4 separate regions of the Homo sapiens genome follow, and regions 2, 3 and 4 are each linked to region 1. Evidence: chromatin loops called from intact Hi-C (ENCODE). Cell type or tissue: A673. All regions are shown on one strand.

The links. A loop is a pair of places that touch in the nucleus more often than their neighbours do. Peaks named below come from ENCODE experiments on the same cell type or tissue, not always from the same donor. Only the 100,000 strongest peaks of a DNase experiment are listed, where the experiment ranks them.
Region 2: a loop joins it to region 1, with 9 times the contacts of the local background. A loop is called at or near these places in 44 of 110 quality-filtered maps.
Region 3: it touches region 1 in a loop (3-fold over the local background); 3 of 110 quality-filtered maps call a loop at or near these places.
Region 4: it touches region 1 in a loop (8-fold over the local background); 4 of 110 quality-filtered maps call a loop at or near these places.

The regions. Positions count from the first base shown.
Region 1 is chr1:38,814,516-38,822,515 of GRCh38, reverse strand. No RefSeq gene overlaps it. Among named protein-coding and RNA genes, the nearest start is that of RRAGC, 41 kb to the left of the region's middle. RefSeq lists silencers at 2,985-3,152, 4,043-4,272 and enhancers at 5,650-6,149, 6,150-6,651, 7,382-7,431. In A673, no CTCF peak of the experiment used is centred here; a DNase peak (open chromatin) is centred at 4,225; H3K4me3 peaks cover 1,028 bases; H3K27ac peaks cover 1,015 bases.
Region 2 is chr1:38,604,969-38,612,968 of GRCh38, reverse strand. No RefSeq gene overlaps it. Among named protein-coding and RNA genes, the nearest start is that of LINC01685, 130 kb to the right of the region's middle. RefSeq lists an enhancer at 4,131-4,920. In A673, CTCF peaks have their summits at 4,311 and 4,527 (motif pointing left); DNase peaks (open chromatin) are centred at 1,098 and 4,478.
Region 3 is chr1:38,723,595-38,731,594 of GRCh38, reverse strand. It overlaps LOC105378660 (a long non-coding RNA gene), which reads left to right and starts at 3,040. Exons shown (of 3, transcript XR_947213.3): 1 at 3,040-3,146; 2 at 4,565-4,636. RefSeq lists an enhancer at 3,133-4,658. In A673, no CTCF peak of the experiment used is centred here; DNase peaks (open chromatin) are centred at 3,324 and 7,244; H3K4me3 peaks cover 693 bases; H3K27ac peaks cover 5,134 bases.
Region 4 is chr1:38,483,713-38,491,712 of GRCh38, reverse strand. The region is part of intron 2 of LOC105378657 (a long non-coding RNA gene); the gene reads left to right. Among named protein-coding and RNA genes, the nearest start is that of LINC01685, 13 kb to the right of the region's middle. RefSeq lists enhancers at 1,582-1,876, 1,323-2,097, 5,948-6,708, 6,709-7,469. In A673, a CTCF peak has its summit at 1,739; DNase peaks (open chromatin) are centred at 1,712, 4,972 and 5,422; H3K27ac peaks cover 4,886 bases.

The DNA of each region.
Region 1 (8,000 bases):
TGTTGCAAATGTTTAACAGATAATTATCAAGAGGCAGTGTTCTAGGGGATTTGGGTTATTCCTGGATTCCCAGGCAGGTCCTGAAATCAGTGCATGTCACAGAGCGGTGGTGCGTGCCTTGTTGGAGTCAGTGGAACTGCCTGAGATGATTCCCTTCCCTGCCTGCAGAGCGTGGTTACCCCAACCTTTCCTGCCTGTCCTTCCACAAGACATTCCCATTCTCGGAGGGTCTGCTTTGTTGCAACCTCTCCATAACCAGATACATCAAAACCTACCTTTTACACTTCCTGGGGGAGTTTGAGCTTCTTCCTATGAAAAATGAATAATAAAATCCTCCGCTTTCATCCTAATGGGGTTAGTAGGAGGTGTTCAGCTTTTTATAGCTACCTAGATGATCGAAAGAGGCAGATGAAGCCATCACAAAATTAAGGAAGAGGTCATCATTAGAAGACCAGAGACCAGAGTCTTTTAAAAGCATTTCTGGTCTTAATTCAAAGTGCCTCTCTGGAGAGCTTTAGCAAGCTGAGCCCTTGGGTTTTCTCTGTTGGAACCAAAGCTTTGGTAAGGTGAGGGCTATAGCAGGCTTCTCTGCAAGGCCTGTGGAAGGACCAGTCCCTTCAGAGCAAATATGACATTTTCAAGATGGATTATCTGGTAGATACTTAGGCCTGTTTCCCTACGTCAGGCAAAAGCCTTCTGCCCTTGTGAGAAATGAATAAATGAATGAATGGGACCTCAGGTGTTTTCGTAGCCCTGCAAAATGGCTTCAGAGGTTGGGCTGGCAATTGCTGCGGACCAAATGCTCCTGGGATCTCAGCGATCAGGCAAAGTGGGAAAGCAGGAGGCCTAGCTGAACTCCTGGAAACAGCATACAAATGGATTGTTGTGTGTGCTCCTGGCTTGGACAGCGCAGCTCTAAATCTGAATACAAAACAGAGAAGATGCTCTTTTGCTCCTTTCAGACTAATGATTTTGTCCTTTTTCCCTCTCCTCCTCATTTTATTTCTTCATCTATAACATCTGCAAGAGGGCAGCCAGACTAATAAAACTGCGCTAAGCTCCTCTAATGCCAGCCATTGATCCAAGGGTGGGACCCGATTAATCAATGGGATTTTAGCGGTGTTCACATCCCCGAGGGACATCAGGCCCAAAGACATTTCTTGTCTCCGCAGAGGGGAGGAATCTGAGAACTGATGGAGTGATTCTCTAGCTGTAGATTCTGGAGGTGGTGAAAGGCAGGGTGCCAGCCCCCAGAAACAGTCTGTGGCAGTATCAGAGGGCCACCTTGGGTGTTTGATGGCTTTGCTTTGGGGATGTTCACTTGTTCTGGCAGTGACATCACTGCAAGATGTGTGGGATCCGAGGCACCTGTCACATGACCACAGACCTGAGAAGTCATCTCCTGTAACCCCTGCCATTGTGCAGTAGAGGAAACTGAGGCCCAGAGAGGGAAGGTCATACAATGAATTAGTAATACTGTAGAACTAGAGTGCAAGTCTCCTGGGCTCAGCTTTTTGCCTTCCCAGTGTCTGTAAGGCTGAGTCAGGATCAGAACCTGTTGCAACCATCAAATGGTTGATACAAGCAGTGATAGAGAATTCAGGCAAGATACAGACACCCAAACTGAAGAATTCAGTTTGAGAAAATTATAATGCATTTTAAAAATAGGCTGGATGTTCTTTTTCTTCCTTTATCTTTTTATTAACATTTTTAAAATTTGGGGCTATTACATATGTAAAAGTGCATAAAACATAGATACAATCTGACAAATAATTTATAAGCAAATACCTTTGTAACCACCACCCAGGTCAAAAATGGAGTATTGCCAGCCTCACAGAAACCCACCATATGAGCTAAGAGTCCTTTATCTCAACACTCTCTCTCCTAGAAGTGATCATGATCTTAATTTTTGTGATGATCATTTCCTTGCCTTTCTTCATAATTTTACACCCAAATAGCATATTACTGCCTGCTTTAAACTTTATGTAAATAGAGTCATACTGTGTGTGCTCTTTTGTGTCTTATTTCTTTGATCCAACATTGTGAGATTCCAACACTGTGAATTATTTTAAAGAAATCTACTAGAACACTGCCCTGTGAAGTAAAGTGTGATCCTTAACATAGCTCAGCCTAGGGTATGGGTATTGCAACAAGGGTACCCCAAAGAGGTTGTTTTTGGACTTTGTTCCTGGTTGCTCTGACCAAATATCACTTTTTTTTTTTTTAAGCTTCAGGGACCTGATTGTTTCATGAATTCCCTCAAAATATACACTAATTTAAGGGACATATAATTGTGTGTGTGGAGGTGGTGGGAGGTCCAAGGGGCAAGGGGTGGCAATCCCAGAATTCCTTACTTTGCAAAGGAGGCACCTGACTCAGGTTGTGAGCCCACTGGGAGCAGGAGTTGTTTTATCTGTCTTAAATCCCCAAGGCCCAGGATGGAGTCAGTCTATAGGCGGAGATCAATAAACATTTGTCCAGTGAACACAAGAATAAAGGTCACTCAGCTTAGGCCTCCGCGGGACGCCTGAATTTCCTCCACAGTACAATCTATGACTGTTTCCTTGGTGGTCTGATGGAGGCCCACCAAATGCAAAAAATCAGCTTGCTGGTAGAGGTAGGAACCTTGATCATCCTTGATACATTTGTGTCTTACATTCAAAAAGACCTTAGGAAGGTCAGTATTAACCAGACGTGCTATTTCTCTAGAAACTATATAAAGGGAGTGTGGGAAAGAGAAGCTTTTATTGAAAACAAACAAAGCCTGCAATGTGCTTTTGCAGGGAGTTGTGGGAGAGCTGGGTAGGGCCACTCCAGGTCTCCTGGCCCTGAGGTGGAGGCCCTGTGACCACGGAAGCTTCTCTAGGTAGCTCTGAGCCCACTTCTGGGGTCTCTTGCATGCCTCCTGTCAACTCAGGAGAGGCAGCTGAAAACTGAGCCATCTCTGCTGCTCTGGTCAGCTGGACAGGCTGCATAGTTTGAAGGAAAGTCCTTGTTTTCTACCTCCTCCTGCCTAAGATCAGTGACCCGCCCCCCCCGGGCTCCCACCTTCCCCAGCCAGGTCAGGCATCAGAGAGCTACCATGGCAGCCACAGATGCAAATGCATATTGCTTGAATTATTTATTTTATTATTTTTTTAAAGCTCACCCTTTAATGAAATACCTTAAATATGTAGGGTAGTCAAGACTCACAAGAGAAGGCTAGACTCGATCCCTTCAGCGCCCCTTCAGCGCCCCTTCAGGCTCTCAGAACTTTGATGGAAAACATCCCGGAAGCTAAAAAACTGTATTTACCTTCCCCAGCCCCACCCCTACCCCTATCCCGGACACTGTAATTTAGAAGCACGCGTTTATTTGTAGGATTATTCATCGAGTCAATCTTCCCCACCAGATGTGATTCTCACGATTGTTTTTTGACTGCCAATGGTCAGCTAAGGGTTTAGTAGGTATTTGGCGATGGGGAAGCATTGGTTGCATGCATGATGGGTGAATGCTGAGGGGTCTGACTCGGCTGTGGATGGAAGGAAAAAGACCTCCTCCACCACCACCCGGGTCTCAGTGAAGGACGGGTTGGGAGCGCTCCAACAAGAACCACTGCCTGTCCCCCAGCCCGGACCCGCGGCCAGGGAGGAGGCCCCGGGGAGCCCTGGAAGGCGCCGCGGGGAGGCCTGCCTTCCTGGAAAGCCACGCTTGGAGCTGTCTTCAAAAGCGGCGACGCAGCCCCCGGCGTTTGAGCACGAATAAATCATTAGCATTTTATTTACAATTCTGGGTTTACAATTCCTGGAAAAGGATCCTGCTGTTCAGTGCGGATTCCTGCTTTGCAGGATTTCCCCAGCGCCTCCTTCCACCTCTCGTCTAGGGGGACTGGGTTCCTTAAGACTTCCCTGGACGGGAGTGCGGTGCGGAGTGGATGGGGCGGGTGGTCTCGGGAAGGAGGGGGCGCCGTCCCTCGGTCCTGCGTTTCCCGACGACCCCGAGCAGAGGAGTTGTATCCTCTCGGTTTTACCGAGAAAGGACGGTTGATCAAAGAGGGCTGGGCGTGCCCAGGGTCACACAGCTCGCTCTGAAGCTTGCGCCTAAGTCCCGGGTCTGGGAACCCCGCCGCGCAGCCGCGGACCCGGGAGCCCCCAGCGCTCGGCCCGGCTCCGGTCCCCGACGGCGCCCCGCGTGGCCGCTAGATGGCAGCCTTGGTCTCCGAGGCGGGCGGGCGGCCGCCCACCCAGGGTCCGGAGGGGCCAGCGCGCCGCTCCGCGGAAGGCGCTGTCGCTGGCACCCTAGCCCACGCTTCCGGGGCCCCAGTGACCAAAGCAAGGAAAGAGTTCCAGAAAGCAGCCCAGGCTCCCCTGTCCGGAACGGAGCGGGGGCTTGCTCCGGGCTTACCCGGAGCGGGGTCCGAGGCGTGGCGCTCTGGGCTCCGTGTTGGGGTAGGCTCCGCCGGGCGGGGGCGCCTTCAGCCCCTCTTGGGCAATGCCGGCCGCGCGCACAGGGCCCGGGGACGGTCGGGGCGAGACCGCGTGGGGTGAAATCCGCGGCAGGAGGCCGCCTGACTGTGTCCTGATCCGGTCCCTTTAGACGTGACCCATGGTCAAGCCTTCTACCTATCTCCCCTCTCCTGCTCCAGACCTAGGCATGTGGAGTCTCTCCCTAGCTGGGAGAGGCCGCGGGCCGGTCCCTGCCTGCCTCAGCCCCAGCGACCTCCACCCAGAACCCACAATGGCAGGTGGAGGCACCCGCCCATCCCCGCGGCGGCACCTGTGGGCGAGCAGAGATTGGCATGTCTCGGAGGTTGGCACACGGATGATTTGGGCCTCATCGGAGAGAGACATCTGTGTGGGCAGAGGAGGTGGTGGTGCTGGGCAAACCGTGCCTTCCCTACATCAGAGGGGAGGTGGGACTCAGGGGACTGGGATCAGTCCTGTTGTCTCTGGAGTGTGCACCGATATGAATTCATAGGTTCGTTTCATTGGCCCCTTTCTTTGGGCCTCAGAGTGGTAGGTTCTCTGCCTTTAAGGTCTGACATTACAGTGCTGGGATCTGCCTGACGTGCAGGGGAGGTCTACAAAGGACCCTCTCACCTCCCTTCTCTATTCATGCTTCTTCTCTGGATGTGGCTTCTTTCTTTTCTAGGAGGAAGGGGCTCAATTTTGTGAATTTGACCTGGCCTACAGGTCATCTTTGTGCACTGGGCAGCAACAGACCTGAACTGTGCTTCAGATTCTGAGAAATTGGACTTTGTCTTGGCCCTTGGAGGTGGGGACACTGAGGCCTAGAGGGGGAAGGCCTTTGCCAAGGTCACTTGGGGCATCCAGCTTTCCCAGTCCAGGACTCTTGTTGCTGCCAGGCCTTCTCAAAAGACATCCTCTAGATCCCAAAGTCCTTGCAAAGTTCTATACTTTGCATTGCTTTTGAAAATCATCTGAAGCTTTGTCCGAGTGCATGGGCCATTAGGTCCTAGGAGTAGAGTTGGGCACTGAAGGGTGTTGTTCCTCAGGATGGCTCTCCAGGCCTTGTCTTCCCCGGTCTGGGCCGTACAGGTCAGGTCAGATGAAGGCAGTTGGGGACTGGTGGTGTGAACATCCCTTGATCCCATCAGTAGCCCCCTGGGAAAGCCACGTAGTACAAGGATGTGAGTGGAATTGGTATCTGCCACATGTCCCTCTGTTAAGATCACAATTTCCATGACAGAGTCGCTCTCTAATGGAGCCTGTCAACTCGGCTTAGGCCCCAGTGGCTCAGAGCACACTTCCACGAGAGAGGCGGTGTGGGATCTGAGGCATTAACTGTGCCTTGTACTGGGAGGAGGCATAGGGCGGCAGAATACCTTTTCGAAGTCCCCTTGGAAACCAGTACCCGGCACCTATCATGCCTGCCATCTAATTACCCGGTAATTATTCCACACAGCCATGCAATTGGCCAGGGTCGCAGGGAGCCCACCAACAGCCCAAGGGGGAAGGTGGCTCTCTCTAGGGGCCTGCAGCTCCAGCTCTGGGCGAACAAGCCGCCTCTGAAGCCGCTGGAGAAGTACCCCTTTGACAGCACGCAAGGGCCTAGAGCAGCCGTCTTTATTGGCAGCCGGAGAGGCTGTTTGGGGAAATGGAAAAACTTGTGTCGGCGGCGTCAGTCTTGTAAAGGGGTAGCCAAGCAGTTTGCAGCGTGTTCTGTTCCTCGCGCTGCTGCCACCGCCTCGGCTCCTCAGAGCCTGCCGGGGAGGAGCGAGGGGGAGGAGGTGACCGAGTTCACGTCCCCACCGCTGCCTCTCCTGGAGTGATGGATGGCTGTCTGCTCAGGCGGGGGAGCGCCTGCACAGCTCTGCAGGGTGCGCGCTCAGACTCCCACACCTGGCGCAGAGGCTTCAGCAAACTCCCATGTCCCCCAGTGCTCGGAGAGTATGAGCTCTGGGTCAGTTAGCCTGGCTGGTTATTTCGGGTTAATGAGACCGTCCTTTTCAGTTTCACCCCGATCTGTGACAATCTCGCACAAACATCTGTCGCCTCCTCTGGGCTCCGCTCCGCCCTTTTACCGCAAACCCAAGCGTGTCTCCCTGAGGCTTAGGAGGTACCAGGATTCACCCGAGTCTTCTGAGGGTGGCACTTGGGTTAGGGAACAATTTACTCATGACGAAGACAGAGATCAGAGGGTAGGTATTGGGTCATTTCTTCTTTAAAAGATGTTACATTTTAGAATTCCATTAATTGAGGGCTGTAGTTAATCCGTTAAGTACGGGAATAAGGTTCTATTTTGTCTTTCTTTTCTTTCTACTCCAAAATGTTCTCAGTAAGTGTTCCGTAGCTGGGAATTCTGCAATCAAAACCTGGGTGTGGGGAGTGAGGGTTGGGGAGGAGAACCCCCCTGCCCCCACCAGAAGGGGCCTTGATTTTGCAGTTTGCCTCATGTCAGGGGATCATTGAGTTTAGTTCTTGATGAAAACCAAGTCTCAGCTGTGACTTCAGTGCAGGACTTGTGGATGCTTCTGCTTCTGGGGGCCAAGGTGCTTAAAAATGACCTCACCAACAATAACGATGATGAAAATAATAATGTGCAGCAGTTTACATTTTTCTTGGGCACCTAGTATGTGTCAGATACTGTGTACTTTATCTCTATTATTTCGTTTAATCTTCAGATCAGTCTTGTAAAATAGGTGTTACTGTTATTCCCATTTTACAGTGGAAGAAACTGAGGGTCAGAGAGATTAATTAACTTGCTGAAGTGACACAGCTGGAAAGAGACAGAGGCAGAACTCAGCCCAAGTCCTTTTGATTCAAAGCCTTGCACTTAATTGGTCTGCTCTATTGCTACAGAAACCTACAGTTATCTTGTTGAAAAGCATATTTGTAGTTTGGGGAAACACCCTTTAAAACTCTGTTACAGTTTTACAATGAGTTGATGTTTGGTTTGGTTTTGCTGCTTCTTTCTCTCTCTCTCTCTTTTTTTTCTAAAACAGAGAAAAACAAAAACAAAACCCCCAAATCTTTTGCTATCCAATGGGTCAGTTAGCTTACATCAGCCAGATCAGAGGAGGAAGAAACTGCTGAGTTTTCATTGCTGACTCACGTGAAAAAGAAGTTGCGTTGGAATTATTTGCCTTAAAAATTATTCATTAATTTAACCAATATTTGATACACTTGCTGTGAAGCCATCTTGAGTATCTTCCTTATGTTTCTGTGCCTTGTTTCTGGTGTGCCCCGGAGTCCAGATGGACCTGGAGAAGTCTGGAGTCCTCCCTTGGTACTCAACCACACTTGCTTGTCAGCTTCCATAAGGATGGAAAGAGGGGTACCTGATGAGAAACCCTTACACAGGCTGTTCAGCCGAGTCGGCTGCGAGTTGGCTCAGAGCCAGAGAGTGTGAGAAACTTTCAAATTTCAAAACTGCCCTGGGCCAATTTAATAAACTTCTGCCACCTCCATCCTCTCCACATTTTTGAATTCTCAAATATTCACTCCCATCTAAGACACGTACAAGAGTGGAAGGATTTTGGAATGTTAATAATGCAGAAT
Region 2 (8,000 bases), 210 kb after region 1:
ATGCTCCTGGAATCCACAGCGCCTGCAGCCTGGGCCCCAGAATGAATGTGTGTGTGGAGGAGACCTGAGCCTAGCCCAATACCTGGGGCCACTCTGGTCCACATGAACTCATCTGGACCAGCCAAACCTAGGTCAACCTGTTGACCTATAACTTTGAAAATAAATGTGTGTTGCGGTAAGCCACAAAGATTTTGAGGTTATTTGTTAAGAGACGAAAAACTGACTAATATGGCCGGGAGTGGTGGCTCACGCCTGTAATCCCAGCACTTTGGGATACCAAGGTGGGCAGATCTACTTGAGACCAGGAGTTTGAGACCAGCCTGGCCAACATAGTGAAATCCTGTCTCTACTAAAAATACAAAAATTAGCCAGCTACTCAGGAGGCTGAGGCACAAGAATTGCTTGAGCCTGGGAGACAGAGGTTGCAGTGAGCCGAGATCGCGCCACGGCACTCCAGCCTGGGTGACAGAGGAAGACTCTGTCTCAAAACAAACAAACAAACAAACAACAAAAAAACCCCAAACCTGACTAAATACATCAATAAAGACAAGAAACTTCCAGGAGAAGGATGCTGAGGAGCACCTTGTTGGTGTCCAGGAGCTGGGCACAATAGAGAAACCATTATACTCTTCTGGCCAGGGGCAGCTCAGGGGACAGGATGGCCCATCTCATGGGAGGCCAGTCCTTGGCCACAGAGTGGCCACCTCCTAGCACTGTCCAGGCCCACCCAAGCTCTGGAAGGACCACATGACCCCTGAATGGGAGTGGGGAGAAGCTTCTGAATTGTATTTTCAGAAGTTCCCCCAGGTGAGGCCTGAAGGGAGTGGACACTGCTGTTACTTAGGTAGCACGCTAGGCACAAAACCTGGTAAGACAGGAAAAGAGCAGAAACAAAAATCCCCAGACTACTGAGGGCAGCTGAGATGATCCTGGAATCTTGAAGATCCGTGTTGATTTGGAAGCCTGGACAGCAACTCTGCATACTGCTGAGATTCAGGGATGACTCTGACACAGGGAAAGTAATTCCTAATCAGTTTAAGCAAACGGCAGATGACTCTTCCCTGGGAGTCTGCAGCACTGAGAGAATTGCTGTAATTGCAGGCAGTTGGCAGAGAAATCAGGCGCCTGCCTCTAGTCCCTTAGGCTGCGTTCCCGGGGGACCCCCAGTTTAGAGACCCTCCCACTGAGACTTGGCTCCCTGAGCTGATCCTCCCGTGTGGATGTTGACCACAGCTTGTTTGCATATGGCTTGAATTTTGGTTAGGGGCTTTCTGATTGCAGCCTGATTTGTCATTTAAAATATTATGCACAGAAATTAGGATGCACATGGAATTTTGATTCCAGCCGTTCTTTGTGCTTGGAGAGACAAGGCTTCTCCCAGGGAAGTCTGTAGAATATGCTGTGCAAGGGAACCTCTGCAACTTTCCAGGAGTTTCAGTTACTCAGGGAGTCATGGCAACCAGGTCTCAATGTCAGCAGTCTAGGTTCTGGTCCTGGTTCTGCCACCGATGTCAGTGGAACTTAGGGCAAGTCTGATCATCGAGTTGAGTGTCACTTTCATTCTCTATGAGATGGAGATAATAAAAAGCAGCATCGGAGAGATGTTGTGGGGACCAAATGAAATACTGAAGGCAAATGTTTATCACCGTGTCTGGCAAATAATACACAGTAGCTTCTATTAATAATTACAAAGGGCTTAGCAAATAGTAGGTATTGCATCAGTGGTTCCTATTGTTGTCATTATTATTAAAACACATATCTGACCATGTGCACTTCATGTTTTGAGATCCTTTGTTAATCCTCATGCCTTTAGAACTGTTTTTCAAATTGTACTGCTTGGTGCCCTGGGAGTTCTGAGGCTGAAGACCTCTCTGTTTGATGTTCAGGTAACTAAGGCTGAGAGTGATAAACCATCCAAGGTCACACAGATATGAAATTACAGACCCTGGAGTCCAACCCAGTTCCTGCCACATTTCTACCCAATGTACCTCATGATCCAGGCGCACTGGACTTCTCTCTCTTCCTAAAATTCTATATTTATACTGCTTTGTACAAATTCTTGCTGCCTGGAAACCTCTTTCCATTTATTTGTCTGTCTAAAGTACATCTTTGTCTGAAAAACCTTCCCGGGCCTCTCAAGCAGTCTTTGTTTCAGTGCTAAGGTGTCTCTGTTGGAGCTCTGGGCATCTATCCATAAAGACCAACTAATATTCTAATGTATTTTGTAGATTCTGAGGTATACACTTCTTCCCATTTTAGCATCTCTATAATCAGGATCCATCTTATCATCTTACAATTGCTGCTATTCAGACAGGGGTAGTGACACGGCCCCCAGAGGCTGCGCCTTCCCTTCACTGATGTGGTGATGCAGTTATGCTGGGAGACCTGGTCAGATGCCAGCAGGCAGGCCCCTGAAGGCCCATCAACAAAATATTTGATGACCATTTGGAAAAGGAAATAAGTTTTGTTTATTGTCTGAAACTTTTTGTTGACACATTCTGGGAAGATCAAGAAAAAGCTAGTGGCCAGTCATGGTGGCTCACGCCTGTAATCCCAGCACTTTGGGAGGAGGTTGAGGCGGGCAGATCATCTGAGATCAGGAGTTGGAGACCAGCCTGGCCAACATGGCGAAACCCCATCTCTACTTAAAAAAGAAACAAATGAGCCGGGCATGGTGGCGTGTGCCTGTAGTCCAAGCTACTTAGAGGTGGGAGGATCACTTGAGCCCAGGAGGTCAAGGCTGCAGTGAGCTGAGATCCAGCCACTGAACTCCAGCCTTGGTAAAAAGGTGAGACCCTGTCTCAAAAAAAAAAAAAAAAAAAAAAAAAGGTAGGAATAAGAGAATAATTGGAAGTTCCTAGCATAAAGAAAAGATAAATATTTAGGTGATAGATATCCCAGTTACCCCTGATTTGATTTTTACGCATTATATGAATATATCAAGTTATCACATGTACCCTGAAAATATGTACATCCATTATGTATCAGTAAAAATAAAAAAGGAACAGCCAGCACCACAAATGTAAAATGGGTATCAACAGCTCAGAAGAAAATCCCAGAGACAGGAGTGGAGCCCTCTTTGAAGAAACGCAGCATCATCTCCACTCTTGATGTCACTAATGATGATTCTATGCAGAAGGGCTGGGCTCCCAGCTAAACTCCACCCTTAAACATAGAACCCCGGCCCTAAGTGAAAATAGTTGACCGCGGTTTTCCACCCACACGTTGCCCATTTGTCCTGCCCCACCCCTATCCTGTGCCCATAAAAGCTCTGAGAGCAATACAAGCAGCTGAGCGTTGAGGATACAAGCGGCTGAGCGGTGAGCATAAAAGCAACTGAGCATCGGAGACTATGGATAGATGCTGATGACTTCAGATGGTGTGGCTTCAGGGAAAGATCACTTTCCTATCCCCTTTCCAGCTTCCCTTTCCGCTGAGAGCCACCCACTGCTCAATAAAGTCGTCCACATCCATCACCTTTCAAACAGTTTGTGTGACCTGATTCTTCCTGGACGCCAGACAAGAACCCGGGTGCCAAGAGGGCAGGGGCTGTCACCCTGACCCTCCACTGAGTTGGTTGGTACTTGGCCATCCCTGGACGGCAGAGCTGAAAGAACATTGGTTGTAACACGCTTGGACGCTGCTGCAGGGCCTGCACAGAGGCTGTTCCCGCCAGAGAGGAGCCACTGGCTGGTTGCTGTGGTTTCCACACTCTGGTTCCCTCCTGTGAGGAGTGGCCAGCGGCGGGCTGAGTGAAATGAGCCACTCCAGTTCTGGCCCACGAAGTGGGTCAAGGGAACTATCCTGTCTCAACTCCACGTGGAGAAACATGGACATTGGTGACTTTGAATTGAAAAGTGATGCGTAAGATTGGACCCTGAATGGGAAGGTTAGGAATATGGTAGCTAACTTACCGCACTTGTAACATTCCATGATATACAATGATTAAATAAGTATGAAAGAACACTTTCAATAAGTATAAAGTAAAAAAAAAAAAAATCTAACCAATGAGAAAGCATCGAGTTGCAGCATTTTTTCCTTTTTTAGTAGTCTATAAAACAGTGCCTTCCTTTACAATCAATCAATAACACCTGAGATTGGATGAAACGCAGGTAGCTGAATTCAGCTGAAGCAGCAGCCAGTAGGCCTAAATGAACTGACTTAAGTTTAAAGGAACCTGGGAGGTCAGGGAGAGAATGAACCTTCCCTGGCGATGGGCCCTGCAGTTATAAGTCTCCATAGATGGTCATTCTTCAGGAAAGTGAAGTTCTTTGTGTGAGCATGGCACGGAGGGGAAGCTACCAGCATTTTAAGAGGGGCAATTCTTTGTTATGTGGGAGTCTTCTGCGCATTACAGGATGTTACGCTTCTACCAAGTTCTGCAGTGCCTCCAAGACATTTGACAATGGACAGAGTCCCTGGAGGCCCCACATTCCAGACGCTCCCCTGGGGGCAGTACCACTCGGGTTGAGACCACCGGGCTACAAGATGCAGATGGTTTGATGCAGCCCTGCCCCCTGTTGGTGAATAGCACCAACGCCTCCCGGTCCATAGCCTCGGGTCCTCATCTTTCACGAAGGCGCAGCATGGCCAGGATGATTCCAGTCCCAGCGTGAGCACAGCCCTGGTGTGGAGGGGCTGGGGGCATCGTCTTGGGCATTTCTGCCTCCCCTGTCAGCCCCAGCCAACCTTCCTCTGCCCCAGGTCCGCTTTCCAGGAGTATTTTCTCTGCATTCCTCAAGGCAGCCTGGGAGAGAGAGGCACGGTCGCCTCCTTTTCATTTACATGGGGATTACTGGAGACCAGAAAAGTGCTTTAAAATGATATAATGTCTCTGCACCTCATCAAACCCTTCCCCTTCTACCAATTTCTGCCTGATTTACAGTTAATATTGCACACTCCCATCACCCTGCCGGAGAAGCGGTGATTATTTCTCCATTGCCATAAAGAATGTAAAGGAGATGGGAAAAATCAGGTGAATTCAGAGAAAGTTTAGTGTAAAAAAAAAAAGTACTGGGGGGAGGGGGTGTCAGGGAAGGCAGTATAATAACAGAAGCGAAAGTATTCCTGGAAACAATCTCAGAGTCAAGTGATTCCTCCAGGCCTCAAGACAGAGTCTGCAGGCATGGGCTGCTGCCCTGCTAGACCAGTGCACGGGGCCACGGTGGGGTGGACCTGATGGGGGGCCTTCCCTGGGTGCTCGTCTGCCCGGGGCTCTAGAGAAAAACAGACCCCACCCTAGAGCCAGCCCACCCCGAGAGAGGGCGAGAGCACTGGCCCATCCTCCCCACTGCCCACTTCCCAGGAATGTCTGGTGAGCATTTTGGCCTCAGGGCCTTTGGGATACAGAGGTGGCCCCTAAATTTGTAGTTCCTGGGTAGGGATTTGTTTGTTCGGCTTGATTTCTAATCTAATTTGGGTTCTGGGCTCAAATCCTGGCCCTGACAAGGACTGGCTGTGAGACCTTGGGTGGTCATTTCACATCTCTGTGCCTCTGTCTTCTCTTCTATAAAATGGGATAAACTGGCATGTGGTAAGTGCTAATAAAAAATGTAGCGCTGATTCTCTTTACCCATCGTTAGTCAGTCACTGATCATTAGCAGCAGCAGCATCGCTATTCCACAGCAGGTAAGTCTGTGAATTACCATTTTCTTTCCAGTTTGCCAATGATGGACTTTTGCTGATTTTACAATTAAGGAGCTGAGTATCACTTTTATTCTTCAGGGGAAAGAGATGCTCTGAGTCTCCCACATAATCCATCAGCCAAAGGAAATTAGGGAATCTGCTAGACTTAATTACTGCTACTGTAGTAACCTGGTATTTCAGCAATCTATTCCTACATGACAAACTATCCCAAAATGTAATGACTTAAAATACAACAATTCTGTTATTGCTCATGATTCTGCATTTGGGCAGGGCTTAGTGGGGAGAGTTGACCTCTGCTCTCTGTGTGTGCAGCTGAGGGCTGTGGCGCAGTTTGATTTAGGGTGTATATCTGGGGCCTTGGTTCTCACTGTTGGCTGAGTTTCTTGTTCCCCACATGATCTCTCAAGGTGATTAGCTTAGGCATCTTCACATAAGCAAGATGGCCTCAGTACAGTCTAACATCTTAGACAGTGGATGGCTTTCCCCAAAGCGTGTGTACTCAGGTGCGTGCGCGCGCGCGCACACACACACACACACACACACACACACACACACACTCCCAGAAACTGCCAGGACTTAAGGCCTAGGCTCAGAATTGGCACAGTGTCACATCCACCACATCCTATTGGTAAAAGGAGATTACAGGGCCAGCCCAGAATCAAGGTCATGGGTGTACACGAGGCATGAAAATCAGGTAGTTCATTGCAGGCCACTAAAGTAACCACAGCTAGGTCTTCGGTATAATTAGTTTTTTCCTTCTTCCACAACAGTTTAGATTTGCCTTTTCCCTTTCATGCTTATCCTTTATTGCACATGGATCTTTATTGGAAGTGACTTCAAATCAAACCATTTTATTTCTTCTGCTTTTTAAAAAAATTAGTCAAGAGAGTAAAAAGGAAGTCTGGGAGGTACGTGGGCATCCCTCTCTGTGTCTCTGGATTTCTGGGTCTCGGGCCCCTCTTCCCACTTTTGTGGCTGATATGTCCATTGATGAGCATCTCTCCCTGTCTCTAGGACCATCTTTATCTGTTCCCATCTCTGAGCCTCTCATCCTTGTCTCTCCGAGACTGTTGCTTTGATTCTCTCTTTGACTCTATATCTTTCTGTCTGTCTCTTTCTGTTCTGTGCACATTTTTCTTTGTCTTTATTTCTGCTAGTCTCTCTGTTTCTGTATCTGTCTCTGTCTCTCTCTCCCTATGACTCTTCTGTTTTTTCTCTCAATCTCCCACCATCACTGTTTTAGCCAGAGATATAGTCCTTTTATTGGTGTAAAATGTGGCCTTCTTACTAGTATTGTCAGAGAACTTCATGCTTTGTCTCTGGCCAATACTCCAGGGCCTTCCTGAGTAAGAGAGGCTCAGCCTCCAAGAGACCTTGTCTTGTGCCAAGAGAGTACCTAGGGATTCCTTTCCTTCCTCTCTTCTCAGCATCTGGGCCCTGGGGTCTGAGAACTGCCTGGGCCCCATAGCCTTGCCAAGACTGGGAAGTGCATGCCTCAGGCTCCAGCGGCCTCCCTTGGGAAGCAGGGGGGCTGGAGAGGAGGTGGTGAGTGGGGCAGGGCAAGGATAGAATGAGGGAAGTAGAGACAGAACTCCATGTCCCAGCATTTGAGGAGCTGTAAAAGGAAGAGGAATGTTTTGGTTACAGGGGAAATGATGTGCCCACTTCTGCAGTGCAGGTGCTGAGGACAGCCCTTGGGACAGAATAATGAGATGGAACAAACGTAGCTGTGCCTGTCCACTGCAGTACAGTGGGCTCCAGGAGGGTGGCAGCCTTGCTGGGCACACAGTGGGCCGTGAAATGCTGAATGACCCCACTTCCTAATAGCTAATGGGAACCGGTGACTTCAAGAGGTAGTGAGTAGCCCATCTCTGGAGTTATGCAAGCTGAAGCCGAACAAACACAGGACGTGTGGAATTATAAACCAAAGGCCCATTGAAACAGAGCCCCACATCCCTGGCCAAGTCCTCCCTTTCTTCTCCCCAGACTCCCCACTCTGCAGCTCCTCCCCACTTTCCCTATTTGCATCCTTGTCCCCTGTAAGCTGGCTGGCAGAGGCAGGTGCAGGCTGGGCAGGGCCAGTGCTGAGGGAGGACTGCAAGCAGCTAATACTTCCTGAGCCTGCTGGCAGTCACATCCTTGGAGAAGCTCATCTGAAAATGACCTTCCCCTCTCCTTCAGCACCCGATCACATGCAGGTTGCAATGGGTTGCACACAGCATCTCTCTAAGGTGCTGCAGGCAGCTTCCAAACACCCCAAAGCAAGGGGGAAAATAATTCAGGATTTAGATAACAAACATATCAATTTCTTGTCCACTTTCAAAACCTGTTTTCTGCAGAGTTTCTGGTGATGA
Region 3 (8,000 bases), 91 kb after region 1:
GGAAACAGAGGTGCACTCTTTCTAAGAATTTAAAGACCTCTACATTTTAGGAAGAGGTATGCAATACTTTCCATGTCTACATTTTAGGAATGGCTGTAGGAAAGGGTATTGGTCATCCCTTCATCTCCATCCATTTTTACATCTCCCTAGGAATGGGAAGAAACTTTCCATTGTGGGAACTAGCTTGGATTATTTCTATGTGATGTTACAGCATCTCGACTTAATTCCAAATCTAGTTGTTTGGTCCACGTAATGCCAAATAATGCTTGATACTTTTGTCCCTGCTTGATTTTACGGGTTGATGGCTAGTACACGGACACAGTCCATGATGAATCAGCCATGTTTCCCAATATGTTTACTACAGGCCAGTGCTTCTCAAATTTCAATGTGAACCACCTGCACATCTTCTTAAAGTGCAGGCTCTGATTCAGCAGGTCTGGGTGGGGCCTGAGAGTCTGCATTTCTGACTAACTGCCAGGCAATGCTGCATCCTGCTTGTCTGGGAATCACACTTTTAGTAGTGAAGTTGCAGAAGCCTAATCTGTTAGTAGAACACAGGTTGCTCAAGAAAAAAGAAGGAGGAAAGGGTCCATGGATAAAGGTCAGGAGTAAATGGCATACCTTACTGGCATCTTAAAGGCCCTGAGAAGTCCTGCAGGTACAAAGAAACTGTTTACTTGTTTTACTTAGGGTCAAATTCATTTGATGATGAAACATTTTTGTTGTTGTTCCCAAGGAAAACCTATTAATGTTCAGTGGAATTAGTTTTCTGTGTATCAGAATTTGAAAACAATTTAGCACGAGAGACACAGATTGTCCTACAACTATGTTGATTGTAAATGGGCCAGTATTCGACTAAGGCAGCCACCTGGGAAAGTGCCAGTGTGTGATGAGTAAAAGCTTGGGATCTGAAGCTGAGTCAAAACCTGAGGTTGAGTCTTGGCTCTCCATTTGGGGTCAGTCAACTTCTCTGAGCCTTGATTTTCTACTGTATAAAATGGGCATAATAAAAGACCCTGTACATGGACACTGTTACTATAGTTGCCTGGATTAGCAAAACAGATGATATTGAGCATCTTGGCTAGAGTGAAAAGTACTCAGGCCAGAAGAAACCCAGGAGAATAGTAATATATGAAGAACAGAAGTTTGAGCAGGAATGATCCCTGGAGACTGATGCAGAACCCTTAATTATAGATTAACTTCACTGCACAGTGGGAAGAATTCACCCAAGACCAAGGACCAATTCACCCAAGCAGCAGAGAGCAGACCAGGACCCAGAACCCTGGTCTGAGCCCACTGCCCTCCAATCCACCTTGCCAGAGCCTCACCAAGTCACCCAAAGAACCCCCTCAGGTTTCCTGTAAGGAGCTACCTTTGTTCCAAACACAGCTTTTTGGGATGAAAACAATCTTCATGCATGAAGTCCAGAATTCACGTGGTTCTTCTGTCAGCACTGTGTTTGAAGCTGTGGGACATAGCAGGAAAAGGAGCAAAGGTTTTGTGCATCAGCACCTTTCCCCTGGAGGAGCCAGGCACGGCATCCCCATCACAGCCTGGTTAGAATCCTTGGGATTACCAGGGCTTCTGTGGAAGCGGTGGTGACCCTCCTACAGAGACAGTGCCTGTGGCATCTGCAGGATGTGGTGCAGCCCGAAGAGATCCTGCAGAGTCAGGGCCAATCTTGCAGAGACTAGGGAGTGCCCCCAGCCCACCAGGGCACTTTTCCTGTGGCAAAGCCTGCTGGGTTTGGGAGCAGGAAGCTGCTGCCAGGTGAGAGGTGGGAGGGGACTGGCTGCCGGAACCCCAGCCTGGTCCTTACCCCCTCTGAATGCAGGCTAAAAGGATGAGAAGCAAATGAATGCCCCGCACTTCTCTAGCCCGTTTTCTTTTTTTCTTTCTTTCTTTCTTTCTTTCTTTCTTTCTTTCTTTCTTTCTTTCTTTCTCTTTCTTTCTTTCTTTTTTCTTTCTTTCTTTCTTTTTCTTTCTTTCTTCCTTCCTTCCTCCCTCCCTCCCTCCCTCTCTCTCTCTCTCTGTCTTTCTTTTTTTTCTTGAGACGGAGTCTCACTCTGTTGCCCAGACTGGAATGCAGTGGCGTGATCTCAGCTCACTGCAACTTCTGCCTCCTGGGTTCAAGCGATTCTCCTGCCTTGGCCTCCCATGTAGCCGGGATTACATGCGTGTGCCACCATGCCCGGCTAATTTTTGTATTTTTAGTAGAGACGGGGTTTTGCCATGTTCTGGTCTCTAACTCCTGACCTCAGGTGACCTGCCCGCCTCGGCCTCCCAAAGTGCTGGGATTACAGATAGGAGCCACTGCGCCCAGCTGTTCTGGCCTGTTTTCTATGTTGAGCCTTAGAATAGCCATGAAAGGCACCTCAAATTATCAACATTCCTATCTGAGGGGGGAAAAGAGGCTCCAAGAGCAGGATGACCTGTCCAGGGTGCTACGGGCTCGGACTTGACGCCCAGGTCCCTTTGTACTCCACCTCTTAAGCCCCAGCCTTGTCTTCACACAGTCATCTTCAGACAACCCAAGTGGGTGCATTTGCCGTGATAGCTGAGAGCTGTTACCTCCTAGCTAATTTCCTAAACACTATCTATTCCTCACCCTCTCACTCTGGGTGGGAAGGCAGAGTCCAGGGAGCATAGATGAGGTGCTAGGGTGGACAGAAGGAAACCTGGGGTCTTGGGACAAAAGGACAATCCAGGAAAAAAAACCTCAGCAATGTCCTAATCACATGATGCTAACATGGGAGGGAGCTTACAAAGTTCTTTCACATCCATTCCTCGGTTCTTATAACAGCCTCATGAGTGGGCAGGGCAGGGTTTATAATTCTCTTTTTACAAGTGAAGGAACTCAGGCTCAGAGCTGGCAGGACTTGTCTCCAAGTTCTCAGGGGAGTCTGGATTAGAACCCAGGGCTCTGGATTGGCCCAAGCCACCCCAGGAACTAGACTAGAGGCTACCACTGTTTGGCCCACACCCCTTTACCACTGCCACACCCAGGAAAAACAAGGTCCCGTAGAACAGCCGTGTAGCACCATTCAGAACTGCCCTCTGCCCCGTGCCAAGCAGAAAAAGTGTGAGGTCTGCGAGTCATCCTGCTACAGCCGGAGACTCAGCCTGAACCAGTCAGCGTGAATGTGGTATGTGTGTGTGTAGGGGTGGGAGTGGGGGCTGGAGGGGAGGCAGAAAGAACCGCGGGCTCCATGCCCAGTCTCCACGATTTCCCAGGAGGGAAGCAGGCCTCCAGGCAGAAAGCCAGGAGTGTCCCTCATTGCTCCAGCAAATGGGTCCTGGAGGAGTCATCCCACGTCCCTGCTGCTGATGGGTAGCGTGGGGGTGAGGAGAAAGGGCATGGCTGTGCCCCCCAAGGACTCCAGCTGAATCCGGGAGGAAGTCCGCTTATTTATCTTATTTCCTGTACACCATTTTGATTTATTTTCCTGGTCTGGAGAAAGAGCTGTAGCATAAACTAAGGCTCCATTCTAGGGGGCCTGTTGGCTCCTTGGAGTCTGTAATTGGGACATTGAAAGGAAAAAAAAAAAAGAAAAGAAAAGAAAAGAAAAAAAAACAAGCCCGCAGAGGAGTGGATGATCTTTTATACTTAAAGTTCCCCCCTCTATAAAAGCGACATATTACAAACCTCTTTCTCCTCTCGAACATTTCTTGCTAAGTGCATTCTGATGCCACATTGAAACGCAAAATAGCTGGAATCAAGCAGGCACCGAAGGCTATTTATATGCTAATCTTTATTTCCCAAGCTGAAGCAGGAACCTCGAGCTTGGTGCTGCTTCTAATGATGGCTCGGCTTTAACCTCTCTGGAAGAAAGAAAAGTATTTTCCTTAAGAAAACAACTCAGTTTCTTTAAGATGAAATGTAATTATCTATTATCAGATGTCCCTTAAAATGCAAGGCCTATTAAAGCTGCTAAAAATATTGAAGCCCTAATTTCACCATAATAGCATTTTAATTTCAGCAAATCACGCTTCTATTGTTACAGGACATTTTGCGGTAGGAATGTGGTAAGAGGTCCATCTTAGCTTTTTTCTTAACATTTTCCTTTCTTTGAGAAGTACAATTAAATCATTGCAATCATCTAACCTTGCTCGACACAAAATTTTACTTATCAAATGTGAAAACAATGGTCATTAGCATTTAAAAGAATTTGTTTTAAAAGTAGCTAAAGTTTAATTGCTTTAAATATTCTTGTCGGAATATGCAGCCGGCTGTTGGTTCAACGTTCTTATTAAAGAGGGACGGTGTTTAATTAATCGCTGAATTTCATTGAAAAATATTTACTTTATTTCTGGGTGAAGTATAAAAGAGACGTCTTGCTGGACCCTCAAGGAGGAACAGATTTGAGGGAGGTGAATGCTTTGTAGGGAGTTGCTGGCAGAGTGACCCAGGTACAGTGCTCACCTCTGGATTGGATGCATTTTGGGGAACTTTTCCCATGAAAGTTTCTGAAGCAAACCTCACCAATCCCCTTTTTAATAGGCATCAATGGGAAGCATCTGTGGCTCCCTGCAAAATGCTAGAATGTGTATTTTTGTTTTTCAGAGACCCTGCGAACATGGAGGCCGGTAAAGAGGGGGAATTTCATGCGGAGAAGAGCAGCCTGTTCACTTCTAAGTGGGTTCACCTTTTAACATGGGTTAAAGTGTAACTGTGACCCTGGTAATCAGTACTGCTTGTTGAGCACTCGCTGTACACCAGGCACTATGTTGAGTTTTTTAAATGCATAATTTCCCTTAATCTTCACAACAGTCTTATGGTGGGGGGATATTGCCTCCATTTTCCAAATTTGGAAACTGACACCCACAGCGGTTAATTTGTCCAAGCTTATGTGGCCAGCAGGAGGCAGAACCCCAATTAATCTGAGATCTATCTGGCTATAACCTCCGTGCTATGCTGCCTCCTACCCATTTCTGCTTCCAGAGACCACCTTAACTCTGGCCTCCAGTCCAAATCCGGTTCCAGACAGCTCCCCTGGCTCCATGCTACTTCCTTGCTGCCACCTTTGCCTTGGGGCCCTCTGGACCCATGTACACATGGAATTTGAAAAGTCTCACCATTCTTTCCCTCTTTGGGACTCAGTTTCCTACCCATAAAATTAGGAACTTGGATGACCCAGTCTTCAAGAGCTTTTCTAGGTCCAAGGTCCTCTGGATTCAGTTCAAGTCTACAGAATGGCACTGAGCACTGTGTGGGCCTTGGGCGTGCAGAGATGGTGAAATGGGTCCCTGTCTTCTAGATGAACGCCAGCACTGCCAGCTCAATATTGCCAGCTGTCCTTCTGTATGTGTGGTCAGGCTGGACAATTGTGATGGCACCCTGCACAGCAAGGGTAGAGTCCTTTAGGGCTGCAGGACAATCTGAGATTTCACTTGATTTTCCCTTTGTTTGCTGGACAAACTCCTACTTCTTTTTAAATAAGCAGCTCAAGAGTTACTTCTTCTGGGGAGATGTTTTGGCTCCTTTTCAAGCCCAGATTCCCATGACCCTTCTAGTCTTTCTCTTATAGCATCTACTCCTGCAATAGAGAAATAAGTATATAGCCTTGTTTAGATTCCTGGCCCCACTGCTTACCAGTGTATGATCTCAGGGCCTGTTTCCTTGTCCATGCAGTACAGTGATAATGGTGTCTATCTTTCTCTCTGGTTGTGTAAGTCCTAAATGAGAGTTGTATAAAGCTCCTAGAACTGTGCTTACAAAGCATTACTTATGTTTGAAATGCTTGTTCCCCGGTGCCCTAAAGAAATGGCACTTGAACATAAATTTAATGTTACTCAGCAAGGCCATTTTTGCTTCCTGCAGAAAGGATACACTCGCCAGCAGTTTTGCCATGAGAGTACCCCTAACAAAGGAGACAGGGTAATTTATAACCTGACGCGTCCACCCTACTGCTGTGTCCAGTTTCCATTGGCTGGAACAGGACCTCACATTCTGTGTTTGTCCCGATTGGCTAGCAACTTGAACTTTTTAAGAGAGGCAAAGGCAGAGGAGAACAAAGGAAGGAGGAAGTAACTTGTGCAATGCTGGGAAAGGTAAAAAAAAAACACCTTCAAATAAGGAAGAGGAACAGGCTACGACCTAATGTTTGCTTGGACCAGTATAAGCATGCCAGGGCAAATATTTAGGCTAAATTGTGGGAGCTAAGAACGTAAAGTACATTGATTTCTTTATCACGGCTGGCAGATATTTAAGACTGTTAGCACAGGTCTTTGAATACATTTTGCTTCTAAAAGAAGTTACTATTTATTCCTCATTAAATGGGGAGGAAAGTCTTTGAAGAGGAACCTCTACTTTACTTTTTACACTTATTATTAATATAGTAAAGGTTCTTATTGATAGGTGTGCGTTCCAGCCAGGCTGTGTGCTCTGCCAGGTCTGGTACCACAGGAGTGTCACCTTTATATCCCTGTGTCTAGCACAGCAACTGCTGCATAGCAGAAAGCACTCTATAGTGGCCAAGAACACTTGGCCATTTTATGCCACCTACTGGCTGTGTGACCTTGGGTAGGTTCCATGACCTCTCTGGCCTTCTGTTTCTTCATTTGTAAATGGGCATAATTACAGTTCCCTGACTGTGCAATTATTGGGAGAGTGAAATGAGGCCAAGCTGGTAAAGTGAAGTCTTGCTCAGAGCACCTGTAAGAGTTCAACCCATCATGTCTATCAGGTTACCAGACTCTCATTAATAACTGACATCTGTATTCCACTCTCACATTCTTATCTCATTTAATCCTCACAACAGCTCTGGGAGGGGCCTCCGTTATCGTCTCTGTTTCTCCAAGATTTTACAGCTGGTAAGAGGTAGGTCGCCTGACCTCACATCCCAGCCTGCATTTCTTACCCCATGACATCTGCTCATATCGTGAAGGTAGACAGATGAGGGAATGACGCTCAAGTAGTCCAAATAGTCTTCCATAAAAGTTAGGTGAGGCTTGGGCTCCTGGCTTGTTAGGAATTCCAGCTAAATTGATTTCATAATGGTGGGTCCTGAAGTGACACCTCCAACAGGAAGCTGCCCTTGGCTTTTTATACTCTTCAGGGGCTGTTATAAATTTGATTATATCTGAAATAGCAGATTTCAAGTTGAAGTCCCCTTTGTCCACTCTGGAATTCAGATTTATTTCTGAGAGACCAGTGCAATTTTCTTATCTTTGTTACAAATTACTACAGTCTGGGTTAATCTCACGCAGCAATAAAGCTGTTTGCCTAGGAAGCTTCCTGCAGTGTCAGAGCTGATGAATGGCTCCCTCTGGCTATAATAATTCAGTCTAGAACATTGAAAAAAGTACCAACTTGGTTCTTCTGCAGGAAACTCCACCGCATGCTTGGCTGCTTAGATTGTTGGGGATCAGAGACTCTCACCTGGGTTAAGGCATTGGCACCTTAAACCCATGAGATCTGAGGGGCCCCATGATGAAATGGCAGGCAGCATCGCCCCTCTACTTTGTAAAGAAGGCAGACCTGTCTGGAGTTTTCTGAGTATGGCTGTAGATCTACAGTAGAAGCCAGAGCAGGCAGAGGGGACAGACTGAATGATTTCAGGACAAGGAAGTGAGTGGGCTGGCCTCAGAAGCAGAGAAGAATGCACTGTGGGTGAAGGGGCAGAGGACTTGTATTTCATTCATTCAACAATGACTGTAGTTTTAAAAATCTAACATGCACACTGATTAGACAATACACTGTTGATTTAATATGAAAACTTACTGGGGGGCAGGAGGAATGAAACACAACCACTTTCAATGTGCACATTGATTTTAAGACCCAATGTTGTGGTCCTAGGAGGCATTCTAGGGAGATTGAGATCTGAAGGATGGGAAGAGATGGTCAGGGTGTGTGTGTGAGAGAGATATCTAAGTAGCTGGGAGGAAGAGTATTCAGGCAGAGAGACTAGCATGCCCGAAGATATTGAGACAAGAAGACTTGCTCAAAAAACTGAAAGAAGGCCAGTGTGACTTTGGGGGTAAGGGGTGTGGAGAGATAA
Region 4 (8,000 bases), 330 kb after region 1:
CAATAGCCCACTGCCACCAAATTTCTCTTTTTTTCTCTCCTTTGAGACAGGGTCTCTGTCATCTAGGCTGGAGCGCAGTGGTGCAATCACAGCTCACTGCAGCCTCAACCTCCTGCGCCCAAGCCATCCTCCCAGCTCAGCCTCCCAAGTAGCTAGGACTACAGGTATGTGCCACCATGCCCAGCTAATTTTTTGTATTTTTTGTAGAGACGAGGTTTTGCCTTGTTGCACAGGTTAAACTCCAGGGCTCAAGGGATCTGCCTGCCTCAGCCTCCCAAAGTGTTAGGATTACAGGCGTGAACCTCTCCGCCCAGCCCCAAATCTCTTTTCAATGAGCACTTTGAGGCCTCAAGCTCCCAGGTGAGAACAAATCTTTTTGACTCTTTTGTTTTTGTTTTTAAGACAAAGGGTCTCACTCTGTCATCCTGGCTGGAGTACCGTGGTGTGATCTTGGTTCACTGCAGCCCTGAATTCCTAGGCTCAAGCTATCCTCCCACCTCAGCCTCCCTAAATAGCTGGGACTACAGGTGGGCGCCACTTCTCCTGCTTACCTTTGACTCCTAAAACCAACAGGATAAAGGCAAGGAGTGGTGGCTCATGCCTGTAATCCCAGCACTTTGGGAGACTGAGGCGGATGGATCACTGGAGGTCAGGAGTTCGAGGCCAGTCTGGCCAACACAGTGAAACCTCATCTCTGGAACTCGTTCTTTACGGAGAAAGAAGTATTGGATATTTCTCTTTAATTTCTTAATTCTCCCTCACTTTTTCTTAATTTGAGGGGAAGAGGGAAAATGAAAATTAGTGACTCAGGTTGGAACTAATTTGTATATTGCAAAGCTTAATTTATTAACATTAATTTTGGAGAGCAGAGATTGTTAGTGTTGTGCTTTTGAACACTAAGCTTCACTGGATTAGTACTTAGAATAATTGTATTTAGAAAAAGGCATTTTGGGGGAGATTCCGCGTCTGTCAAATATTAGCATAACTGAGATTTATTCTTTAGGTTTTTATTTTGTGGCAGAAATGATGGGATAATAAGGTCATAAGTAGGTTTGGGGTTTTCAGGGCTTAAAGAATTATTTATGTACTCTTAAGGTAGCTGCTTCTATATACCAGAAAGAGATATGTCCTCTGGAGGGAGAAGAAATACACAAAGAAATATCTCAACTGAAACTGAGGGGTAAAGTTGAAGAGAATCAGAATGTTCTATATAGTAAAATGGGGTGTGAGGATGCCCTTAAGAGGTAAAAAGAAGAGAGGGAGATACAGAGGAAGGGGGAGAAAGGAGCGAGGAACAACAGAGCTACACAGCAGCCTATTAAGAAAACGATTTCTAGTAACTAATTATAATGTGTTAGCTTTGCCGGAATGTAAATCTATTTCCATTACCCCAAAACCTTTCATAAAGTCTCCCGTGCACATACCGGCTTTCAGTAAGTGGGATTTGGCGGGGGGAGGGCAGGGGTGGGGGCTGCCATTACTGTTTGTGGGGAAACCTCTTTCTCTCTGGTTTAGTTTCCAGGTGGTAGGGTGGCAAGCTGCACTCTTGCCCTGAATTGGCCTCTAGTCACTCTGATCTCCCTTTCCGGTCCCCCACCCCCCAGCTTGGGAGAGGTAGCAGGTTTGTAGCTTAAACTCCTCCCCCTTCTTTTTGGAAGCTGTCTCAGCAGAGAACCTGTGCCTGGGTAGCCCTGGCAGTGAAGGCAAGGGCAGCAGCTTTCTAGCGCCCCTTGTGGCTGGATGGTGGTCTGCCCAATCCTGGTGGTCAACATCAGGAGGCCCATTGTCTGCGCATGCTCTCCAGAGCCAATCTTATTGGTAACAAAGCAAGCATTTCCGCTTCCATCTGCCTGACTCCGCATCTCTTTCAAAGCGTCTGAAACTTAGGCAGGAAGAAGAGGGGTGGCTTTGTTCCTTAACTCCAAGCACAACGGCCCATGCATCAGACGACAGTAAATGTTTGCGGAATTGAAGATTGAACCAGTGAATCGTTGAATCATGGGGATCAGTCAAAGAATAAAATGGCACAGAGACATGAATTCACAAAGTGGAGGTTAATATTCAGTTAAATTATATGAAATTGCTAGTTGTGCAGATCAAAAACAGTCAAATATTGGCAAGTTCACGTAGTTTAACCTAATAGTCCTCTAGTCTCAAGGGGGGCAGTGAGGTCCTTTCTGAGCACCCTGGGGCTTCATTCTAGAATAACCAGCTTCCAGCTGGCAACTGACTGGAGACGTTCAGGTTCCTGTCTGGAGTGCTTCCACCTGAGTTCAGGATCCCTGCATGGAGAGTGTCATTGTGTTTCCTTCCATCTGAACCAGTCTTAACCTGCTGTCCATGCCACTTCACCCGAAACCAAGATAGCCTTTACCCTGGCCCCAAACTCTCTTTGCTTGTGACTTGGGGAGCAGCTGTGACCCAGCAAGAATACCCTTGAAGCCTCCCATGGAATAGCCTGGTAATTCCCAGATCAAGTGACCAGTTCATTTCACCACCCCTACCCCAGCACCTAGTATTCATCCTGTTAAGGTGATGTGTAGGTTATGAAGCACTTTGGCATCAATCATCATAACAATCCCATGGGAGAGGTATTATTATCTCCATTACACCGATGAGCACCAGAGGTCACACCTGCTGATGGCTCTGGAGCACTGTGCTATGTGACTTAAACAAAATATTTCATTTAATTCTCATAGTCTGTTATGGGCAAAATTATGTTCCCCTGCCCCTGGAAATTCATATGTTAAAACTCTAACCCCCAGCACCCCGGAATGTGGCTGTATTTGGAGATGGGAGCCCTTAAGGAGGTGACTGAGTTAAGATGAGGCCTTTAGGGTGGGTCCTAATCCAATCCAACTGGTGTGTTTATAAGAGGAAATTTGCAGACACACAGGCACCGAGGATGTGCATGCATAGGAAAGCCCCCATGAGGACATGGTGAGAACATGGTCATCTGTGAGCCAAGGAGAGGGTCCCTGGAAGGAACCAACCCTGCTGACACCTTGGTTTTGGTCTTCCAGCCTCCAGAACTATGAGACAATTCCTGTTGTCGAAGATGCCCAGGTTGTGGTATTTGTTATGGCAACCCTGGCACACTAATACACACCCTTCATGACAGAGTACTACTATTATCCCCATTCTGCAAATGAGGAAACAGAGGCTCAGAGTGGTTAGGGATCTTCTCCAAGGTGGCACAGCTAGGAAGTGATGGAGCTGGAATTCTAACCTAAGATCATGTCTCTGGAGCCCACTGGCTACAACTTTTCCCTTGTTTATGTGAAGGGAATTGCTCAAGGTCACACGAATAGAATAGTGAAGCCGAAACCTGAGGCCACATGATGACATCATCACTTGCTCCCCAACAGTATTTTATCAATCAGTGTTGCCATAAAACACAAATTCATTTCTAGCTAACAGTTCCCTAATTCTTAGGCTTGAGAGGATAATAAAGATCTGTGCGCAATAAATAGAAAACATTACATAGTCTTAGTATTCAAGTAGCAGAATGAAACGCCATATGGAATTCCATAGGTGACTTTTTGTGCTGTAAAGTTACCAATAAATGTAAAGATAGCTTAAGATTATGATTATGATAAGGGCGAGTCAGGGGAAAGGCGCCTGAACTCGAAGCCCGGATTTTGGTTTCAGCTTTACCACTTAATGCCTTGGGCAAGTCATTTGACTTCTTTGCACTTGACCTTGAGCAAGTTATTTGACTTCTCTGCACTTCACTTTCCTCCCCCGCAAAGCAGGGTCAATAATTCCTGTGTGGGATCCCTCCTAGTGCCTCTTGAGTAGCAAACAGGGTAAGAAATAGAAATAATCTGTGTGAACTGTCAAATACTGAACGAACCTATGCATTATCTTTGAGAACACTAACAAGAGCCACAGATTTACATTATGTTCTGTTGAGGGCCTTCCCCAGGCTGTGCGGAAGGAGCCTCTAGAAAGGATCTGGCAAAATGGGAACCATGTGAACGGTGCCAGAGCACCAAACTCCACATGGGGTGCTTGGAAACCTCCTGCAACCTCTCAGCACGCAAACTGTTGCAGTTCCCAAACCAATAAAGATCTCACTGCCTCGGAAGGAGAGCGAGGTGTGATTTCACATTCTCCACACGGCTGCTGACTGCACACACCACGCAGCCCGCGATGGAGTAGGCGCGCGCATGTGTCTGTGTGTGTGTGAGTGTGTGTTTGTACTTGGAGAGGGTGTCTGTGAAATCTAAAGGGCCAATATCGCACTCGCTGCAGCACTCAACAGCCAGCACCGTCTGGGGAGCTCCATCCTGTATTGACGCAACTGTAAGTTGTAACAGATAGCATTCTGGAATTCATGTGTGAATTTGTTTAGGGTGGATTTATGGGGGAGTTTGCTGGCTTTCCCAAGCTTTCAGGAAAAGTAGCCAACTGTAAGCTTACTAGAATCGCCATTCACTTTAGTTCTGCTAGGGGACTCTCTTCTGTCCAGGAGGTAGGAGAACCATGGTTACCAGGGGCAGGGAGGTGAGGAGATGGGGAGAGATTGGTCAAAAGGTACAAAGTTGTAGTTATGTAGGATGAATGTCTAAAGAGCTGATGCACAGCATGATGACTGTACTTAATAATACTGTGCTGGATACTGGAAATTCAATGACAGTAGATTTCAGGTGCTCTCACCACCCACACGCGTGCAAGTGTGCACGCACACGCAGTAACTATGTGAGGAGATGGATATGTTAATTTGCTTAACTGCAGTAATCATTCCACTATGTGTATGTATATCAAACATCTCATTGTACACCTTAACTGTATACATTTTTTATTAAAAAATAACAGAACAGTAACATGTGAGGTTGTGGCTGTTATTATCATTAGTTGTAGTAATAGCAGAATTGTGAGTGGGATTTTGGCAACTTTACTCTGTAAAGGTTTTACAGCTAAGGTTGATTTAAGAATCCAAGATTTAGCAACAAGATGACCTCTCCTTCCTCCCTTCCTTCCTTCCTTCCTTCCTTCTTTCCTTCCTTCTTTCCTCCCTCCCTCCCTCCCTTCCTTCTTCCCTTCCTCCTGCCTGCCTGCCTGCCTTCTTCCCTTCTTTCTATATCTCCACCCATTCTCCCTCTTTTCTTCTGAAAAAAAACACATTGATTTTACCTTTCTTCTGGGGGTATCCCCTAAACTGGGAACAAGCTTTGAAACTTCAGCGAATTCATTTATACCTAGGTATGTTCAAAAACTGGAAGAGAGGGCCAAAAGAGACCTGTGAACCAAGATGTTTGGTGGGAAGGGACAGTGACAAACGTTCCTGGGCTACAAGCCCTCAGATGTCAGAGCAAAGCCCTGCTCCACCCGCTGGCATTGTGCAGGGGCGGCAGGCGGTTCTCCCAGTTCTATAACTGCTTTTGTGACCCCTTTGTACCCCAGGCTGGACCCTGGGAAACACTAGTTACACATCTCCAGGCAGAGGCTGCTGAGGTGGGCTTTAGAGATGTTAATTTGCGTAATGATTTAGAGTTGATTGACAGGAAGCAGGACAATAAGCCTGGAAATGTGAATGAACCAGGCTGGAGCTGAGGCTAGAGGGCCCCAGGAGATGGAGGAATGGAAGATTTCTGTCTAGATTTAGATTCCCAGGAAGCAGACGATTTGGTTAGAATTCAGATCTCTGCAGCCAGAACTCAGCAAATAGAAACTAAGTAATTTTGACTTTTTTAAAACCAGGGGGTCAGTGGATGAGCTTTAGGGGATCCTTGAAATGAAATACAACATTTTATTTGTGGGTGAATTTCCCTGGAGACAGGAGACATAGCTTTCATTAGATTGTCAAAGGCATTTGTGACTCAAAAAAGTTTAAAAGCCACTGGGCCCTATGTCTCCAGGGAGCAGACGATCTCAGGAAGAAACAGGTCTCAACTGTCAAATCCAGATCGGTGTTAAGACCCCCAGTGCTCCACTAAATTTGCTCCCACCCCACCCTCACCTCCTAATTGCTAAGTTCACTGTCACCCTTTTAATGCTCATATGGCATTTGACACTCTTGACTACTCCTGCCTAGAAACTCTGTCTTCTCTGTTTCCGTGACACTCATCTTCTGGATTTCTTTTTGCCTCTCTGATTTTTTTTTTTTCTGTATCCTTCGTGGACTTGTTTTCTTGGTCCACCTTTTAAATGTCTCCCTTCTCCAGGGTTCCATTTCATGCTCTCTTCTGTTGACTCAATACACATGCCCTTAGTGGCTCTGCCCACAATCCCCCTCCCTGGGAATTCCATGCCATGGCATCCACCTGCCCTCTACGCCAGGAACCTGGGTGGGATCTCATCCCAGCTGTGTCCTCCCCCCATCAGTAGGTCTGATCAGCAATAGAAGTCCTGAGTCAGATCAGATTGGGGCCCTCATCCTTTTCTTTCCCACTGCCCCTGCTTAGCTCTGTTGTCAGCCATTCAGCAGCTCCGGCTCTCAGCAGCCTCCCCAAGCTGCTCCCCTGGCCCACGGCCTCTCCCACAATCCATTCTCCACACTGTTGTTGCAGTGATATTTCTAAAACACAAATGTAACTTTATCATTCTCTACTTAAAACCTTAGGGCCAGGCTTGGTGGCTCACACCTGTAATCCCAGCACTTTGGGAGGCTGAGGCAGGCAGATTTCATGAGCCCAGGAGAAAAAAAAAAATAAGAAGTTCAGGATAAATGGGAAGTTCAAAATCTTTTTTTTTTTTTTTTTTTTTTTGAGACGGAGTCTCGTTCTGTTGCCCAGGCTGCAGTGCAGTGGTGCAATCTCGGCTCACTGCAAGCTCCGCCTCCCGGGTTCATGCCATTCTCCTGCCTCAGCCTCCCGAGTAGCTGGGACTACAGGCGCCCGCCACTGCACCCGGCTAATTTTTTGTATTTTTAGTAGAGATGGGGTTTCACCGTGGTCTCCATCTCCTGACCTCGTGATCCGCCCACCTCGGCCTCCCAAAGTGCTGGGATTACAGGCATGAGCCACCGCGCCCGGCCAGGAAGTTCAAATTCTTTAGCTTCACACACCAGGACTTTCAGGAGCTGGCTGCTGACCAGTCTCGATCCCATCCCCCACCATGGACCCACAGGCCCCTTCTTCTGGCCCCTCACTGGCTGCCTCGTCATGCCCTCCAGGTGCTGTGCCCTTGCACACTTCTGATCTCTGTCCTCTATCTGTAACAGCCTTCTCTCACCCTTTGCCTATCTATTCTGTCCAATATAGACACATTTTAACTTTAATAAAATGAACAGTTCAGTTCCCCAGTTGCATGAGCCACATTTCAAGTGCTCCGTTACCTCACGTGGCTACTAGGTACTGTGTAAGTAGATCATAGAACATTGCCGTCACTACAGAAGATTCTACTGGACAGCACTGGTCTAGCTAACTAACTGTTAACAGTACCTCTGAAATTCAGCCTGAGTCACCTCATCCAGGGAGCCTTTCCAGTCCAGGTTAGACATCCCTCCTCAGAGCACCTTTTATCTGCCTCAATTACACTGTAGTATGACATCCAATTGACTTTCATGGATGTCCCATCATTCCGTAGTTTTTCTGAGGGCAGGGATCATATCTTACTTGACTCAGTATCCCCAGCACCCAGCACAGTATCTGGAAAAACAACAACAATGACAACCAAAAACAAAAACCAAAAAACAAAAACAGATACTCAAGAAGCATTTGTGGAATGAATGAAGTGGTACCCAGCTGAGCTGGGCTGAGCAGCAGAACCATGGCCCTCTAAGTATTCCTCATCTGCAGGGAGTGTGTTGGTGACAGAAGGCCTCCTGTCGGGGAGGGACAAAGCTTTGATCCCTCAATTGGAGGGGGAAGGAAAGAAGTCCTTATATTCCTTTGGCTGGTGCAATGGAAGTGGGCAAAAGTAACCATTGAACACCTTTAGTTTTCTGTGCATATAATCATGATCTGAGATTCAGACCAGTGTGGCTTTCTTCTCTCCTTTGTAGGTAATTTATGTATGTAGAGAGCCACAGAATCTTAGAATTGGAAGGAACC